Regions from separate parts of the Mus musculus genome. Here region 2 is linked to region 1. Evidence: chromatin loops called from intact Hi-C (ENCODE). Cell type or tissue: left cerebral cortex. All regions are shown on one strand. Each heading gives the region's core, and the rest is flanking DNA. Links, peaks and the distances in the headings are about the cores only.

Region 1 (10,050 bases), core at 2,178-6,177:
GATAACTTTTATTTTCGAAGACAAGTGAATCAGGCCAAAAGATCAAATGAATTGAGCCAAATCTTTCCACTGATGTTAATTTGCCTTCTGCTGCTCATTCTGCAATGTGAGAACACCTCAAATAACTACTATGCTTTCTCTCAGAAACAGAGGACTGTGTGGATGAAGAATTCTCAAAAGGACTGGGATTCCCAAACCCATTTTCCTATTCACAATATTCCTTCACTGTAGCTCCTCAGATATTAGATGCCTCTAATGTCAGCCTGAAATTATAACAATGAAAGGTGCCCTGGCTCCAACGGTCTCCCATGAGCAGGAGTCCTCCTGTGTTCCTTATCGCAGAAGCCGTTCCCACAGCCTGCGACTGTGCCTGCTTTCCCAGAACGGTTTCAGTAAGACAGAGCCTGTTTGTTTCAAACATCTTACTGTGGTTTTGCTCTAAATCTATCAAGTTCATGAAACAGTAAAGCATTTCAACCCAATCAGACATCTAAATCAAAAGTTAATGTCCGATTGAATCAGACTTTGCTCCAAGATGAACTGGTATTTTGAAAAATATCCATAGAGCACTGAGGATCATATATACCTAGACCTTCAAAGAAAAATACCACACATATTTTAAGTACTAGATAGATAGTACAAGCTCAAGGATGTTGTGTTTATATTGGAAGATATAAAAGCACGAGGCATAAGCTCTCTTCCACTGGATTCTTGTTTTTTAATAAATTAATTCATTCATTGTTTAATAAAAACACATAGCTACAATAGGTCTTCTGATTAGGAGCTAATGACTTCAAATCTCTACAAAGAGTACAATAGCTCTTCTATCAACCTTAGAAGACTATGGTTTGAATTCCACCAGACACTTTGGCAGCTCTTCCATTCATCAAAGGCAACAAAAAGATTTATATTTTGAATTTAGGGCTTGTCTTAATGTCAGGAACATCAAGGACCACAGCCTGGATACCACTCAAAGACCGACTCACAGTCTCTCACCTATGCCATCGGCATGCTAGGGCCTGAAAGCAAAGTCCGCCAGCTGGCTGCTCTCTCCACTTGCCACCACCTGAGCTGGGCTGCGGAGAGAAAGAGGAAGCTGCAGTTTCCAGGAGGTCACAATCTGAGCTGCTCTCTTACTCTGCGACTCAGCTAAGCCTGTAGCCACGCCCCACACAGGGGAGCAACTCGCGGCATTCACCAGCAGTTTGGTGGCATGGAAGATGACTGTGCACCCAACGTTTCCATTTTTCATGTCTTTCCCCTGTAGGCAGTAGTTTCTCATAATTGATGTGGCAATCAGAAACAGCGGGGCCTTCTCAGTAACCTATGTCTGTCTCCTTTTGACTCATGCACCACATCGCAGTCAGATCCATCACATGACACAGCTACTTTTGTTCCCACTTAGTCATTTACAGCAGCTACAAAAGAATCTCAGATACAGTCTGCTCGCTGTGGCTTCTGTTTATCGCACACTTTGCCGTGATCCTGACGTTGCTAACAGTTCTGAATGATTCAGGAGCTGACATGCCTCCTGGAGGTCCTTTGAGTTTCTTCAGCAAGAAATGCTATTTTGCCTGCCAGTTAAATGAGTGATATGGAATATTTGTAACAGTCAGCTGCTTCAATTTTTTAAAAAATAATTTGGGGGTGATCTATAATAACCTGATTCTATGTGGTAAGGGTTCTATTTCATTCTTTTAACATATAATAGAACACCAGTAGCTGGAAGGCTACAGTTTCCCTCCTTCAATGTGAAAATTGATGTGATTTTTTAAAATTAGAATACAATTACATCATTTCCCCTTCCCTTTCTTCTCTCCTATTCTTCCTATGTATTCTGCCTTGCTCATTCTCAAATTGACTACCTCTTTCTCTTTAATTGTAGTTGTGGGATGTGTGTATGTGTGTGTATCTCAAAATATAAATGCGATCTAAACAGTCCACAGAATATTACTTGTACATATATGATTTCAGGACTGACCACTTAGTAATTAGATAACCAATTGGAGAGTCTTCCCTGGGGAAGACGATTTCTCCTGACCTCAGAATTCCTTAGTCACCTGTAGGTTTTTGTCTAGAGCTGGGGCCCCATGAGCCCTCCCCTTTCCTTCTTAACATGTGTATTGATATCATACTTGTTTAAGTCTTGTTTAGACAGCTGCGTTGATGAGACTTCAAGAGTGCAGCCTCTGTGACATTTCTGGGAGATGCAGTCTCGCAGCAACCTTCCTGATTTCCTAGCTCCTACAGTCTTTCTGTTTCCTTGTCTGCTATGATCCCTGAAACTTAGATACCGGAGTTGTGTTGTAGATCTATTGGTTGGAGATGGGCTCCATACAATCACTTATTGTCTGCATTTGTATCAGTTGTAGTTTCCTCTAATGGTCTCCATCTGTTCTTTCTTTAAGGTGAAACATATTACTTATCTCTGTGTATAAGGATAAATATTTAAAATGTAGATGTGGATAATGCTGGTTGAGTCAAGTGACAGTTGTAGGTTCTTCTCCAAGGTTCATTATTTTACTAGCCTGAGGTAGTTGACTAGGTTTCCAGGACCAGGCGTGGTTTTCCTCTTGTTGATCAGATCTTACATTCAGGTAAATAGCTGAAGGTTACTACCAAGACATGAGCACCACTATTATACCCTTTGGAATACTGTGCCACTCTGGTTCTTGTGGTTCATAGTTGTCGTTGATGGGCAGGGTCCCTTCGAGGGTTGCTTCCCTCCCTTAGAGGTTTCTGTGGTGGTTCTGGTACCATGAAAGATAGACCAGAGGGGAAGGAGATTTTCAGGGTAGATCAAGTTTGGATCCTCAGAATCCTGTGTCCAAAGTGTTTAGTGTCTTCAGAAATAGGAGTTTGTTTTCATCCTCTGGGAGGTAATGAAGAGCAACTGACATAGCTCATGTTTATGATATGAAATTTCTAAAGAAAACAATTAGCCCTATCTATAAGAATCAGAGGGATATGCTAGCTGACAGTTTAAGGGGAGAAGGGGATGGTTGGCTCCGTTAAATTTGCATTGACCAAAGTATTCTGGCAAAAAGTGAATCAGCATGAGCTCACCCTTTATGCCCCCCCCCCCGCCCCGCCCACACACACACTCCCAACAGCTGCAGCTCCTAAGCTCAGTGTCTTCTCACCTGAAAAGAGCAGCCTCAGCACTTCTCAGTCAGGTTTCCCAAAGGATGCTTTAAAGGAGGAAATGCCTCGCACTTAACAAACTTCGTCAAAATGTGCCGAGATGTATCCATATCTAAATGCAGCAAGGTTTCCATTACAACAGAAACCTGGCGTGCAGGAAGAACATTGTCCCAAACTCAGATTATAAAGCAGTCACTTGAGTCAAATAGCACTGGGTTTTATTCTTCAAGGACTTATAAAGAAAAAAATAGACAAACTGGGCTTCACAAAAACTTAAAACATTTGTAAACAAACAAACAAACAAACAAACAAAAAACCCACCCAGTATCAACACAAAAAACAGCAAGAGAAATACCAATAAATAATGTATATGAAAAAGGATCAACAAATAGAACATACAGAAAACTTAAGGACACAAAAACAAAAACAACCCAATTTTAAAAATGAGCAAAGAACTAAAATATATATTTCTCCAAAGAAGGTATAAAATGGCTAATAAATCCACAAAGCATTATCAAACATCAGCAACCATTAGGGAAACGCTCACCAAAGCTAGAAGAGACTACCTCCCCAACAAACAAACAAGCAAGCGAAAGCATGAGGGTGTAGAAATATCAGAACCTTTATGTTAACATAAGTATGAAGCAACCCAGCCCTGTAGGAAACAATGTGGCAGTTCTGGAAGAAATTAAAAATAGAATCAGCAGCCAGAAAAGATCCAAGAAAAAAAAATTCCCTTTTTGGATACAGAGCCAAAAAGGAACGAAAACATCCTCAGAGAGAGAAAATCGTGTACTCGTGTTCAATAGCAGCAGTGTTCACAACAGCCACAACATGGAAGCAACCAGGGCTCATCCATCAGCCGATGAATGGATAAACAAAATGTAGTAAATACACACAATAGGGTATTATTCAGGCTTAAATGGGAAAGGCATTCTGACACAAGATGAATGAACCTCGGAGACAGTATGCTAAGTGAAACAAGCCTATCACAAAAGGACACATACTCTATGATTTCACTTAGACAGCCAAAACCACAAAGACGGGCAGTAAAGTGTGGGTAGTCAGGGGGTGAGGGAAGGTGAATAAGGAGTTACTTCTTGGTAAAGTTTACAGACAGGGAGTAAGATGTTTGTGGGGATGGCTACACAACGATATGAATGTTTTTAATTCCACCGAGTGATTAATTTTAAAATTATTCTTACCAAAAATGCTTATAAAGAAGAAAAATATATTTTTGCACATGCATGAAATTCCCGACATATAAATATATCTAAATAAAGGTGATCTTTATGATAAATTCATGTCACGTGTCTCTTAACAGAATTGTTAATAAGTGAGGTCTAATAATAAAATCAAGGGAGTGTCAAAAATCATGAAAGTTCGAATTCTATAGATCTAAAATTTCAGCTAAATGAATATTGGATCTCATATTGATACATGAATTGATTTCAAGCACAATTCAGGACACAACCTAAAAACACATAATCAATATTGTGATTGTTAGTGTTAATTGTCAACTAGACAGAATCTAGAATCACCCGGGAGACAGGTCTGGTCCTGCCTGTAAGGGATTTTCTTGATTACGTTAATTGAGGTAGGAAACAGCATCTTAACTGTGGGCTGCACCATTCCCTAGGCTGGGATCCTGAACTGTGTAATGGACCATAGATAAACATGGTGAGACTAGTATTCACTGTCCTCTGTACCTTATTGTTGACTTATTGTGAACAGTTGCTTCAAGCTCCTGCTGTCTTGACTTCTCTGACTGTACCACAGAACCGTGGGCAGGAATCAACCCTTTCTCCTTTGAGTTGTTTTTTGTCAGAGTATTTTGTCACAAACGGGAAAAGAAGCTTAGATAACAACCAAGAAAATTTCTCAGTACTACCTGAATATCGGCATCATTTCAACATCTGCCCAAACCCTGGAGAATGTGTGCTGCCACAGAAATACTTTAGGATGGCATTATCTCAGAGCTGCTGTGAGTCACTGTCTGTAAGGCATTAGATCTCCCAAAGAATATGTAACCATGAAGACTTGACCATACACACTTCTTAGATACTAATTCTTTCTGAGTACCAAGAATATCTAAGTCCCTAAAGTACTGGAGACACATATCTAAACTCTCATCCTGGATTAACCCTTTCCTCTCCAAGTTTGTTTTGGTCATGGTGTTTTGTCACAGCAATAAAGAGCGAATCAAAGTCATCCACTGTCACCAACCATTTCCCTCCCCTAGGACAAAACTGGACAGACATAGAAACCACTCAGAAGTTTCAGTGGGCCATACTCTTTCTCAACTTGGCTATAAAATGTAAGTGCTTTAAATATTTCTTTATATTTTGCATTACCTCAAAATATTCTCTTAACAGTAGAAATAACATATATTAATATATACATGTATGATAATAAATGTCTACTATGGGATAAGGTTAGCTCAAGTGAGTCTTTTTTCTCTATCAAAATGCAAACAAGCAGGTCAATGAATTCTGCTGCAAAATTTCATAAGGGGAGCTCTGTCAACCAGGAGAGTAAAACCTCCTCCTGAAGGGATGGACGTTCTCAGAGTAGAGTAAGCAGAACATCACGCCCTCAGAGGGGACTGTTTGACCTAAGTTCTGCAATGTACCACGGACACAATACTTACAAATGGCTATATCTGGGAACTCTATCTCCAACCACCATTTTCTGAAACTGAGCTACTAACATTAGCTTCTTTTTGTTGCTGTTGTTGTTGTTTCTTTTTTTCGGGACAGGGTTTCTCTGGACAGCCTTGGCTGTCCTGGAACTCACTTTGTAGACCAGGCTGGCCTCGAACTCAGAAATCCACCTGCCTCTGCCTCCCGAGTGCAGGGATTAAAGGCGTGCGCCACCACGCCCAGCTTCTAACATTAGCTTCTGATAAGAGCTAATTTTATAAAAGTCAGTATTACATAGTTTGGGGTTTTTTTTTTTTTGTCTTTTGTTTTTTGTTGTTTTGTTGTTGTTGTTGTTTTGTTGTTGTTGTTTTGTTGTTTTTGATGATGAGCCAGAACTGACACACGGGCAATTAAAAAACACAATAAACAAACAAAACAAAAGCAATATGTCTACTCTTAAAGATCTCTGGGTAATTGGCAAAGTCAGAAATGAGGAGTTGTGTTAAAAGAAATAACGTCTAAGAAGATGTGTAAGCTAAATCCTTAGCTAGCAATGGAGAAAATAACAGGCAGATTTACATATAGGAAGACCGCCCAAGTGCCCAGAACCAGTGGCATCTATTCAACCTAGGTGTGAGGTGAACGTGGTCAAAGAATAAAATCTTCTGGAAGCCAATTTAGTTATTTATGTATTTAGGTAAATTATATTCATTGTTAGAAAATTATTTTATTATAACTACTAACAGAATAATGGTACATGCTAGTGAGACTCACTTTACGCTTTCCATACATGCATGTAACATGCATTAATCATAATGTTCACTCTCCACTCTCCCCTTTCCTCTTCCAACTCCTACACAGTTTCCAACGTTCCTCCTCCACTCTCAGCTCCTCTTCTTGGTTTTGTTTTTTGTTTTTTTTTGTTTTTGGTTTTTTGGTTTGTTTTGGTTTGGTTGTTTGTTTGGTTTTGAGTCTTTACATTTAAAAAAAAGAAGTGATATTTGTATTTCTGGCTTGTTTCACTTAATACAATATTCTCTAATTTTATCCACGTTCTTAAAATAATAAGATTTCCTTCTTCTTTGTGGTTAAATAATACAGGCACGCACATGTACAAGCACATAACAATAGCATAATATTTATGGGTGTGCAGGCATCTCTAGTGTTTGCTGCTTTGAGGCATAAACCCATAAATGACACAGCTGGATCGCATGGTACTGTATTTTCAGTCTTTAGAGAACCCTCAATGCTAATTTCTATAGAATCAGGACAAGTTTACATTCTATCAGCAGTGTAGAGGGTTGCTTATCCTTCACACCCTTGGTAGCATTTCTTTCTTTGTTTCTTTGTTTTTATAAAAGCCATTCTAACTGAGGTGATATGGAATCTAATTATAGTTCTATTTGCATTTCCCCAATTGCTAAAGTTATATTGATCATTTTAAACATCTATTTATTTGCATTTATATTTCTTTCAAGACAGATGTTTCAGTGGTTAACGCACTTGGCCACCAACCTTTGCAACTGAATAGGATTCATGGGACCACTTTGGCTGAAGGAGAGAATGAACCACTTACACTTTTTATTGTCTTAAAGAAAATGCTTTCAGTTTTTCTCCACTCAGTATGATGTTAGCTATAAGACGATTGTATATAACCTTTACTGTATTGAGTCATAATCTTTCTATGCCTGGTTTATTTAGGGCCTTGTACTATGAAAGGGAGTGAGTGTTATTAAAGGCTTTTTCTTCATCTGTTATAATCATGTGATTTTTGTCTTTGGTTCTATTTTTATGCTACATATGTCCAACCTTGCATCCCTGGACTAACATCTGTTTTCCATGGTGTATGGCTGTTTTTACTATGACGTTGAATTTGGTTTGTGGTGTATTTTGCTGAGGGTTTTTGCATCTAAGTTCAGGAGTATTAATTGGTCTGTAGATGTGGTGTCACTGTTGCTGCTGGTGGTGGTAGTGGTAATATTGGTATCCTTGCCAGATTTTGTGGTAGAGTAATGCAGACTTCAGAGAATACATTTCAAGGGTTTTCTTTCAATTTTATGGGATAGTCTGAGAAGTATCACAGTTATTTCTCCACTACAAGTTGGTAAAGGTCAGCAGGGAAGCCTTCCCATCTGAAACGAATTTGAAGACTTGTTACAGGTCTGACATTGTTCCTTGTTACCTGTCTGCTTGGGTTTTTATAGCCTCTCCATTCATAGAAGTCCATAAATATGGATTTTTGTGGATTTCCCCCAATGTATTAACATACTGTTCTTTTAAAAATTGGTCTGGGATATAGGTCAATGATGCAGTGCTTCTCTGATATCCACATGTTTCCTTCATTTTGTTGATTTTCTTTGGATTACTTTAAATATTTATTCTTTATTTCTGTAATTTAAGTAGAATTCTAAGTTCTTATTGCTTGGAGTATATCCTTCTCCAGAAAAATTAGAATAGAGGATCTCTTTTCTAAGACACAAAATATAGCTGTAGGAAGGAGTAACCTACCCTTAACTTGGAAATTTGGTCAATATATACCTACTGGATGTTTACATTTATCTTTCATATTCTATTAATAAACAGCCTCTTTATCCAACAACAGAGTTTCTCAACCTTGACACTGTTAAAATTTGGCTCAAACCATTCTTTGTCACGTCAGCACTATGGAGTGCTCAGCTGCTGTGGTCTCTGCCTACTATGTGCAAGGAATATTCACCCACTTCTGCAGTCGTGACAATCAGAAGTGTCTGTAGATACCACTGAATGTTCCCTGGGAAGTAAAAGCCTCCAGAGAACTCCAGATTTCTCAGGAGGCAGGGGCAGGGGCAGGGGCAGGGGCAGGGGCAGGGGCAGGGGCAGGGGCAGGGGCAGGGGCAGGGGCAGGGGCAGGGGCAGGGGCAGGGGCAGGGGCAGGGGCAGGGGCAGGCAGAGCTCTGTTAGTTCAAGGTCAGCCTGTTCTATAAAAGTTCCAGGAAAGCCAGGGCTAGGTAAAGAGATCCTGTCTCACAACAAACAAACAAGACGTCCAGCTTCATATCGAAGCTTATAGACAAGCCTCTACCATATATGCAGAGTTGTAAATCAACTGCTTAGATAAAAATTGACATTAACTAAAACTATGCATGGGTGAGTATAGATACACTCTGCATTTATACATGAATTCATCATATGAAGAATAAAGTGATTTAGTGCATCTCATTCATATTATTTTATTCTTTAGAATATTTAAACTAAAAAGAAGTCCTAAAGAACATTGTACAAGTAAAAATCTAACAAAAATAACTACTAATGCAGTGTATCTATGGAGAATTTAATTGGGCCAGCTTTTTCACAGAATTTTAAATATTTGCCTTTTAGCAGTTAAAATTATGTTTTCATCATCATAATAACCTCCTAAAACTCTCCTACATGAACAAGAGGACTGAGGGAGAAGCTGACATTGTTTTGAAAACAGAATTTTATTTCCTTTTATGCTATTTGCTGCTTTGTCTGTTTAGAAGAGGACAGACAGTCAATATGGGAAGTGTGTTTAGCATGTAAGAAGAGTCTTTTTAGAAGAAACAGTTTCAAAGTGGAAAGGAACCTCTGAACCCCACCCCCACCCCACAATCCCACCTCCCCCACCCCCCTCCTCCAGTAAGGCACCCATTGATTCCCTGGGCGTTGTCTTTCCCTCTGCCTGCCCCTGTAAAATCTAAGTGACTAGTGTTAACTGTGAAATCATCTTTAGATTTCTAAAGCTTAGAACATTTTGTAACTCTCGGATACAATGTTCCCTTTCTTCTTTAGTCCTGCCAGGAGCTAACATGAAGCGTGTAAGTTAGTGTGAGGTCTAACTTTGCTGAAAAGTAACACATTTACATCAACAATTACAGAAACTGGCTCCAAGAAAGGATGAAGACCCTGTCAGTATCTGTCCTCCTTTCTTTCCTTATGTAAGCCCTTTCACGTATTTGGGTTCCCAAAGACAGTCTTATTTAGAGAGACAATGGCCCTTCCTGTTCTCAGGAACCAGCTCTTGAAGAAACCTGATTTTCTCCCAGCTGCTGCTTTCTGAGCATCGCCTTGCCAGCAGTGAGCAGATGGGCTCGGCCGTGTTAACAACCGAGGGAAGACTCATTGGTTCTGGCAAATGCTCAAGTACATAGCGCTGCTATTTTTTTTAAAGAAAATAGTTTAATTGTTGATCATTTTTGAATAAGAAGAGATTCTTTGGCTACCAAGAAACAATTTAAAAAGCTTACCATATATAAAATTAGTATTC
Region 2 (10,050 bases), core at 3,112-7,111, 52 kb before region 1:
CCCCTTTCACAAGAGTCACATATCCGCACATCAGATAATTACGTTACAATTCATAACCTTAGCAAAATTCTAGTTATGAGGTAGCAATAAAATAATTTTATGGTCGGGGGTCGCCCACAACACGAGGAACTGTGTTAAAGGGTTGTAGCATTGGGAAGGGTGAGAACCTCTCCTGAGACCTTCTCTTCTCAGAGAATCCTAATGGTAGAGTTCAAAATCCTACAGTGTTTCCATATCAGAGGACTTGTTTGTCTGCACTGCTTGTCTATGCTACGCATAGCAACCAATATGAAGTTGCTGCTGACCTATAGAAACAGTGAATCCATGGGCTTCAGCCTCCACTGTTGTAAGTCGGCTGGATATGGGAACCAGAGGGCTGAGGATACAAGGAAGTGGATATATAAAAAGAGATTTATTTTATGTTAATAATTTTTTTTACTTCACCTCATTGAAGTTGGGTCACAAAATCAAATGCCAAACCTCTTCGCATGGAAGGAATTAAACATTCCTAGCACTGCTGAAAAAGCAAGGCGCGCTCCGCTGTCTGCGTTAGATCCATGACCCAACTGTAACAGAGTGTGCCAAATAAGTCTAACCACGAACCGAGACAGGGAAAGCAGGGCGCTCTGCCCACTGTGCCAGCACAAGAACCACGTGCGTAGCAGGTGAACAAGCTCCCCTGAGAACAAGACCAGGCCGCTACCTGTCATGCAAAACCCTGGATTTTCCAGTCCTCCTTGCTGTAATTCGCACTCCCTTCAAATGCATCTTGTCCAGGCTGGTTTGCTAAAACAGCTGGATGAATCTACAGGAATGCAGAGAGCGAGGGAACTGCCACGCCTGGCTTCCCCAGCCCTCTCTTCCTTTCTCCCTTCATCCTTTGGAATTTTGATTAGATTATGACAATTTGGCTCGTTCCAGGAGCAAACACTGCATCTTCTGGCTTTTCTAGTTTGAAAAACAGATGGTCCCTTCACTGGGCCCAGGGGAAAAGGAAAACAACTTGTTATCAAGAATTTCCTTTGGCTTCTGCTTTGCAGTTTCTAGTTTCCCAACATGCAATTCCTTGACGAGCTGGTGCGCTTGTGGGCTAGAGCCAGTGTGAGCATCCAGGAAGCAGATCTGTAGCAACTTTTGTCTCCCCTTGCCCATTCTCCCAGCCCAATCCTCATCCCTGGCCCAGTGCCTTCAGAAGTCAGAGCAATAGAACCCTAACCTGTTATTTATGTTACTCGAAATCACTGTTTCGAAACTCAATGTAAATTAAGCTACGGGTCAACCTCAGAGAAAATTAATACAGAGTAAACTATTTTCTATACTGCAGTTCCAAAACCCCAAAGGGGTTTTTATTTGAGCAAAAATATACATGCTTAAAGGAGCTCCTTGGCCCAACTTGAATCGCTCTGAGTGAGACAGAGTCCAGTTTGAACTGGATTTTCCTTTGTAATCTCTGTGGCATTCCAAACATTTCTACACATCAGGATTACATCATATTCCCCCCTCCCTCCTCCCCCTTCAATACAAACAGCCATTATACCCCATTTTCATGACCTTCGGGTTCCCAGTATCAAATTACCCAGCTGGTAATTTCTATCTCCCTTGGTTGCTAAGAGATGGCGATGGTCCAGACCAAACTAATATTCCTGAACGCTGAACCTCAAGTTGCCATAGGAGTGAATGAAACTCAGCCGGAGCACAAAAGGGCTCACCATTTGGCAGCCAGGCTGTGTGTCTTTCACAGCTGCAGGAGACAGTTGGTCCAGAGAACCTTTCTGCCATCTCCCTGCCAAGTCACTGCCACGTTCTCAAGCGGTTGACACAATGGCTTTCAGCAGAAGAGCTGCCATTTACATTACAGAGATCAGTCTGCTGTCCCACCGTCTCTTCTGAATTAAGTTTCATGGTTCCATAGCTAAAGCCCCCCCCACTCCGATACAACAAGCCCTTTTAATGACAACAGTCACAGAGAAGGCACTTGTAGGAAATGCTAGTGTATCTCTCCTCCTTGTGGCCTGGCCTGCTTGTCTGCTCAGGCTCTTACTCCCCAAGCTGCTACTCTGGGGCTCTCAGATGAGCCCTTCCTGGGTATTGTCCCACCATGGCCACATCTCCCCTGGGAGCTTTCCACACTGGGAAAGCTTTTCCTGGCTGCTCTCTGGAGAGGATCCAAAGCTGGAGGGAGACACCTCAGGGCTCCTGATTAAAAGCCCTCGCCTCTACGGTAGATGCTCGAGGATAATTTGGCTAATCGGTCAGCTTGATCTGGTTTCAGATTCCTCTGACATTTTCTCATCCTCAACAAACCTTCAGAATGCAGAATTCAGAACCCCAGGTCCAGGATGGACTGCCTAGGGACCTGTGACAAACGTCAAACGTCACATTTCTTGTAAGAACAAAGGTTTCTAAGCTTTATGCTTTGAAGGCTCATTTTTCAAGTTAGAGCTCATAATTTGTTAGCCCAGGTCATACCCCAGGATTCCTAACACTCTGCAATATCTGTGTTTCCAAACAGAGTCCTGCAACAGCATGCCCAGCTTTAACTTTAGCCAATCCAGTCAGGTAGCAATGTCAGCAGGATCCCGTAAAATGGAGAAGAAAGACACAGATAATGAAATAAACTAGGAAGACACTTCATACCTTGGACAGAGGTGCCTGTGTCAATTAACACTAATTATTCAATCAAGACATTTGCCCTAGTGGGAGGCACAGACTCCATTCACCCCAATTAAGCCAGTGGATGCTGAAAGGATTTACAGGAAAAGCAAAGGAAGGTAGAATATATTCAGCAGTCGAGAGGCACGGGGATGTGAATCCGTCCTAGCTCGTGGCCGTGACCTTGGAATTCCCTGTTGACGTGTAAGACAACCCAAGAAAGGTTGTGCATGATAATCTGCAGTTTAGGACATCTGAGTTCTGCTGCAGCATGCGTTACCGTATACCCTCACCAGCAGACTGCAGGGCCAGTCACGGGTCAAATAACTTCTGCTTTCTTTAAGCCCTTCGATAATTAGAACCACAGAGATAATGGGATTTAGCCTAGCTTGTGGAACTATGTGTTAATTGCAATGATAATTTTCATGACTATGGACCAATCCATTTATTACTTTTAAATTCTGAAATTTTTAAATGAACCAACAATATATTACTTTGAGTTTTAATTTGAAATATTTAATAGCTATTAGCCCAGATTTTAGAAAAGGGGAAAATTTTGTAATATGTAAGAACCTGGCTTATCATAATTGTGCACTTAAAATACTTTCCAAACTAGCCTCAGCCTGTAAAGAGATTTTCTTGCACTTTGAAGTCTATTCTGTTATCTGAAATGGTTAGATAAGTGTCTCGGGGAATTTGAGTGAATTTGGAATAGTATTAGATTATGAACCAACTGAACATTAGCCAAAAAGAAGCGAATGGATGGCTGTAAATACTCTGATTTTCATAGGAAGCTTGCTAGGTTTAAAGGTGTGTGTGCGTGTGTGTGTGTGTGTGTGTGTGTGTGTGTGTGTGTGTGTGTGTGTGTGAGAGAGAGAGAGAGAGAGAGAGAGAGAGAGAGAGAATTAAGGCCCAAGGAAAGCCATGATTTAAAACCTCTCCTTTTACTTCTAAGTGTTCCTTTGAGCTTCAGCTGTGAAGATTTAAGCCTCGCCTCCTACTGTGGGTTCAAATCATGACTCTGTCACAGCAGACTTAAATATTTTTGGTAGTGAATGCGTGCCCTAAATTTCACAGTCGGCAGTTCCTCTCAGCTTCTGGTTCTGCAGAGATGAAGATGACAGATTGGACAGGGGAGGAATGTACTCTCTTTGTTCAGCCGCTGTGTGAGTCTCAGCAACAACCATGATACACTGAAATAAGCCACGAGTCAGACAGGGAAGTTATGTAACTTTCTCCAAGAATAAAATATCGTAAATCTGAAATTGTAATGGAAGTCTCCAGTTTTGGTTGACTACTGTCCAATGAGCACATGAGGGGAAGACATTTCTAAAACAGGTTCCTCTCAAATTTTATGTACATCTGAAACTCTGGGATATCATAAGTGAGAAGTGTGGTTTGGGAGGCAAAGTGGGGTACAGACATTTTGCAACGCTAACATCTGCCAAGGGGCTGCCTAAGCGTCCAGTGCAGGAACCACACTTAGGGCAGCAAAGCTCTGAATGTTAGAGTCCAGATGATGCTTTGTAGCTTTTTCTAGCAATAAAGAATTTTTTGGAAGTTGCATAAAGGGAGCAATATTATGTAAGACAGTCCCCGGACCTAATAGGACATTTGTACTGTGGTATATGTTATATTATATAGTAAATGCTATAATAATAATTGGGAAATTAATGTTTTGCCATTTAAGATGTTTTTTGTAAGGGCAATTAAATTTAAAGTAAACCAGTAAATCCCAGCATCTATGGGCTATTTTATTGGGAAATAAAGATAGTAGTCTTGAAATAAAATACATCACATATGCATACTGATACATACACCAATTCTTCTCATTAGTTGATTGATCCTTCACCGATCAATGATCCTTCACCGTGGAAATTAATATAAGGTTATGTAAGTTGGAAGCATCTCTAAGCATCATTGGCTGCCAGGTAGAGGTAGAAATCTGCATAGATAATCTTAGCAGCAAGGCAAGGCTGAGGAAGATGAGGCTTAAAAGCGCATTTCTCCATGAACACTAGATGGCGCTGCAGAACAAGTGAATGCCAATTGTCCAGGGGCTTCCTTTCTGGGAGTCACTAAATCTTGCCACACTTTTACAGATAGAAATCCAAATGATCTTGGGTTTATATTAGACCTTTGGACATGTTTTAAAGGCTTTTTTACTGCAGAATGCCATTAATCTATTGGGAATTTAAACATTGCACAATCTATTAGTGTTTTTAATGTGTACATGTATGCTTTTTAATTCTTCATAAATTACTTGGATAATATTATGGGTCACAAAGACCGTTCAGTGCAGTCATACAAAGGAGGTTCTAAAACTCAGCGTTGGCGATTGGGAGCAACTCAAAGCCCTCTCTTGCTTTCAGGGGCTACTTTGTAGCAAGTTGATGAACTTGATCAGACAATGCCTAGAAATGATTTCCTGGCACAAAATCTCGTGTCAGAGTAAAGCAATTTCACGAAGTTGCATTAGTTCTCGCAGTAAAACCCATGAGTCAGGGAGGATTAACATAATAGAGGAGGGATCAGCAAGCATGCTAGTGGAATGCCTGCTTAATAAGCCTACCAGTAACATCACTACAGGGTTGAAAGCAATCGTTACACGTGTGTGTGTGTGTGTGTGTGTGTGTGTGTGTGTGTGTATTCATGTAAATACACGTCACAGAGGTTTAGTTCTCTCACTCGACCTTGTTCCTCTGCTGTCGTGAGTTTTTTTGGGTTTTGAATCAGGGTCTTTCTTGATACGTGAGTTCTTACACGTTCTTCCTGCCCCTACTTCCCTTCTTGCCATAGCACTCTGGTATTACAGAGGCACAGCACCATACCCACCTTTTCTGACTTGGGTTCTGGGAATGGAACTCTGGTCATAAGGGTTGCAAGACAATCCATCTCCCTTTCCCCTAGTCCCTTCATTTTCTCTCTTTTAAAAGACTTATTATTTTTATTTATGTGCGCCTTCCCTCCAGCCCTCCTTTTTTTTTTTTTTTTTTTTGGATAGAATAGAGTTTATTCAGGGCATGGGTAGGGGAGTTGAAAGGCTTGTAGAGGCAGAGAAAGGCAGAGAGAGAAGTAGAGGCCGGCCATGCACACATGGAGAGAGGGGGGAAAGGAAAAGCGAGAGAGCAGGAACAGGAAGGCAAGAGCAGGAGCAAGAGGACCCCCATTCCTATTTTATGAAGAGCTATTTACTACTGATGGTCTGCGATGGATATCTAGAAATATTAATGTTGATGAAAACAATGTGAAAATTTTTCAGCAAAGGATTTTGCCCAACTGCTGTGCAGGGCACTGGGGGACTGGCGAGTCTTTGAAGGTTGTCATGTTGATGGTAGGACTTTGATAAGGAGGAAGAAACGTGAGTGTCTACAGGAGGTACTTGAGAAAGACAATGTTCAGAAGCAGGAAGACAGCAAAGTACACCAAAAGTGAAAAACCCACTGCTTCAAACCACACTTTCTCATGTGGCACTGCAGCTGGGTGAGCCAGCAAAGATCTTCATCCACTGGACCTCAGCAAAAGTGTTTAACATCCTGTAGAAGCTTGCAGCCACAGCATATCTACACACAGAGGCCTAAACCCAAATCAGCAAAGTCCCAGCCCACAAGGATCTTCCACTTTAATGCCGTGTGCCTTGAAAGATCTATGTGTTGTTGCTGAAGGCTTCAGTGTACTCATTTCCTGGGTAGGAAGCAAGGCATATAGGGACGAAGATTGGCACTCCTCCAGGAGTATAGAGTATGGAATATTTGGGGTATAAAACTAGCCTTTCTGATGTCATTTCTTCTCAATGTCCTTGGCATTCAAGATGCCAGCATCTTCCCCAACAATAAGCGTGTAATTATGAGCGTTCTTATCAGGTTCCAGCTCTGCACATGCCCAGTGAAAGGTTCCTTTGCCGAATCCAGTGCTTGGAGAGGTAGAGAGGCCATCACTAGTGTGGGAGGGGCAGAGAGATGGTGTCCAGAGCACAGCCAGCAGGCGACAAGTCACTTGGCGAAGTGAAGGAAGGGGTTCAGGGAGACACGGCAGCGGGACAGAAAGAAGAAAGTCAAAAATGAGAGGGGGAAACAGAAGCAAATAAAAGCAGGGCATTTTCATCTGTGGTGATGGATGGAGAGTTGAGCAATGTGAGTCAAGGGAGCGGAGGGCTCCGGTTGAAAGGAGTGTCACTACCTCAGGGCTCACAGCTGGCTGTCAGAGCACTGGGAAGAGAAAGCCAACCCATGATATGCCCATCTCTGATTTGAAGATAACACGGTCAAACAAGCAGCGGTAAGACAGGGTGTCTGAGGATGGGCCTCCACGTTTGAGGCCAATGATCACCTCTGCAATAACACTTCCTGTCTATGTGGACGATAACGTTTTTGTTACAGGTTTGTGAGAAGTCTTATATGAATGCTATTTTTAAAAAAAAAGTTTTCATTCTGGAAAATGTCAAAGATATAAAAGCAGGGTAAGAAAGAATCATAAGCTTCCATGAATCCATCACTGAGCAAATCAGATGGGGTCTTCAGCCAGTCCCACTTTATCTGAGTTCCCCCAATTATAATTAAGCCTTCTGGTAAGCAAAGCGGGTACACAGTGGGATTGCAGTACAGACAGCTAAAACACAAGAGCCCTGCCTGCTTTGTAACTATAACCACAATGCCACTGTAGATTCCATTTAAAGTTAACTCCTTAGTGTTAAAATATAAATTACTGCCTGCACTCTCTCAACTGTCGTGTTCTTATGCCTTATATTTTTAATCATTACCCAAAAAGGGGTACAGCCACTGAGTGGTAATGCGTTTCTTCTTACCTCTATTGTCACATTTGCTCTATCCCTGAATTCTCTTTCCTGGAGTTCTGCTGAAGGAACAGGCTTGTATGCCCTGCAAAGTTTCCCAGACTCCATTTTTTTTTTTTTTTTTTTTTTTTTTTTGCTTACTGTACTCGAATTGTTTAGCACAATCCCCTCTCCTGAAAACTGGCAGATCTGGAGGCTTGCTTGTGGTTAGGCTTCTTTTTCTTCATTCCTCTCTCCCCACCCTTCTCAGAATGATTGATATACGGTGGTGTGTGGTTTTGGCAAGAGGGTTGCATATGATGTCTTCCCGTTCGTGATTTTATTAGCGAGAAGAATTCACTGCGAGCTTCATGCTCCATGGATGTGGGGATCTCTGTAGTCATTCTGATTACAAAAGATCCCACCAGAACCACTCACAGGAACAACATACCCTAATTTCCTTCAAGTGTGACTGTGGTCTCCACTCCAGAACAGCTGAATCACTGGCTTGCCTTTCAGTCACCTACAGCCTTATTTGAGGAACTTTCGTGAGCCTGGGCGACTTCCTGCTCGGGACCACACTGCCGCAGCTTCTTCTCCAAGGTGCCTGAGATGCACAAGTTCAAACTTCCTGGCCGTACGCCTGTGGTGATCACTTTTTCTCAAATCCTCTTATCTTTTTTTTTTAACTAAGACATGATTTACATGCAATATAATTTATCTTCTTAAGTGTAGAGTTTGGCAACTGTTATTGAAGATAAACAGCAGCAAGACCGAGATACATACCACAGTTTTCAGCCCCTAGATATTTGCCATTTTTAGAATGTCATTTAAATGGAGTCACACAGCACGCAGTTTTTATTGTGCTTTATGTAATTCATGCAACATAATGCTTTGGGATGTATCAATGTGACTGTACACAAAAGTAGTTAATTTGTTATGTTCTCAGTAGGTCCTCTTGTCCTCTATATGGGAGACATTTTCCTCTCTCTCCTTCTCCCCCTCTCCCTCTCTTTCCCTTTCACCCCTCTCTGTGTATTTGTGTGTGTGTGTGTGTGTGTGTGTGTGTGTGTGTGTTTACCAGTGGATGGGTATCTGGGTTGTCTCCAGGTTGGAGCTGTTACGAGTCCAGCATCCCTAAGTTATCCCCTGCTGTGCTCGTGTGCATTTGTTCTTTCCTTCTAGCTTAGGCTCCTTTCCTAAAAATTTCAATCTTTCTCCCTCGCTACCTTCCTTCATTCCTTTCTCTTCCCTTCTTTCTTTTATTTTTTCTTCTTTTTCTTTTTCAGATACTGTCTGATTATACAGCCCCAGCTGGTCTGGAACTTGTTGTGTAGACCTAGCGAACATTGAATTTAGAAACTTGTCTGATTCTGCCTTTGGGGTGCTGGAATTAAAGGCACACACCGCCACACCGAGCTTACTTCTAATTTTCAGAGGTTTTTTTTTTTTTTTTTTTTTTTTTTCCGCCTGATTTTAAAGATCTTCCTTCTCTTTAATAAGGAAACTTGAGTTGTCCAAATTCAAGTATGTGTGTACATATGTGTGCATGTACATGTTTGTGAATAAACTCACTGATGCCAAAGCTGGCCCTGGGTATCCTCCCTCTATCATTTTCTACCTTATTTTCTGAGGCTCTTTCATTGATTCCGTGGTTCACTGATAGTCTACTCTAGCTGACCAGTGAGGCCCCTGGGGTTATTCAGCCTCTGGTTTATGTGCTGGGATTACAGGCCTGTGCTTGGCTTTCTTCAGATGCTAAGGATCTGAAATTGGGTCCTCACACTTTACCCAGCAAGCAGTTTACCCATTGAGCTATCTTCTCAGCCTGAGTGTTTCCAAGTCTTACTCCTGTTTGCATTTCATAATTTAAACCATTTTCTTAGTAGCTTTTGGCTTCATCAGGAGAATTTCATATCATTTCCATAGATGTGGGCATATCTTTCTGGTATACCTTCTTTATCTGCAAATACATTAGTATGTTGCGTCTCTTTTTAAAATATAATTTTGTTTGGTAATTAATATCTTCTCTTGCCCATTTTCTTTACAATTACTGTAGATACTAATAACACTTTTAAAAGCATTTGCAATTACAAATAATATTTTTAAAAGCTTTCCTCAAAAAATAACCTGGAAGGGGCTTGAAAGGTAGGTTAATAGCTAAAATCATGTGTTGCTCTTCCAGAGGACCCAAGTTTGGTTCCTAGCACCCATGTCAGGCAGCTCACAACTGCCTGTAACGCTCTCAAGGACTGGATGGCTCTGGCCTCTGTGCACATCTATACTATGCCTTTGTCATGCTTCCCCCCGCCCCTGCACACCTACACATAGTTTAAATGATAGAAATAAGTTCTCTAGAAAAGAATACATGAAGAAAGTACAGCAGCAGCAGTCCATGTTGATGTCTTCTGTAGACAGTAGTGACATTTTTCCTGTCTGAGAATTTTACAGTCAGATTTATCTTTGTTTTCTGAAAAAGAAACCAATGCACCAAAACTTAAATTTCTTTACGTTTACAGCAAGGCAGCGTTACAGCTCTGAGTTCCTGTGAGCACCCACAGATCACGTCTTAACCTGAGGCACCGTCTTTTTTAAATTATTTTTTCCCTCTACATTTAGTTTTATTT

Evidence for each region. Peaks named below come from ENCODE experiments on the same cell type or tissue, not always from the same donor. Only the 100,000 strongest peaks of a DNase experiment are listed, where the experiment ranks them.
Region 2: it touches region 1 in a loop (3-fold over the local background); 3 of 42 quality-filtered maps call a loop at or near these places.

What each region holds. Positions count from the first base shown.
Region 1 is chr12:52,774,336-52,784,385 of GRCm38, reverse strand. All of the region lies in intron 1 of Akap6 (A kinase (PRKA) anchor protein 6), which reads right to left. Among named protein-coding and RNA genes, the nearest start is that of Gm51971, 19 kb to the left of the region's middle. In left cerebral cortex, for the core only: no CTCF peak of the experiment used is centred there; DNase peaks (open chromatin) are centred at 3,168 and 3,911; H3K27ac peaks cover 632 bases.
Region 2 is chr12:52,827,050-52,837,099 of GRCm38, reverse strand. All of the region lies in intron 2 of Akap6 (A kinase (PRKA) anchor protein 6), which reads right to left. Gm51971 (a long non-coding RNA gene) reads right to left here. Exons shown (of 2, transcript XR_003950181.1): 2 at 5,288-10,050. Among named protein-coding and RNA genes, the nearest start is that of Gm51971, 33 kb to the right of the region's middle. In left cerebral cortex, for the core only: a CTCF peak has its summit at 4,671 (motif pointing right); DNase peaks (open chromatin) are centred at 3,761, 4,662 and 6,409; H3K27ac peaks cover 1,075 bases.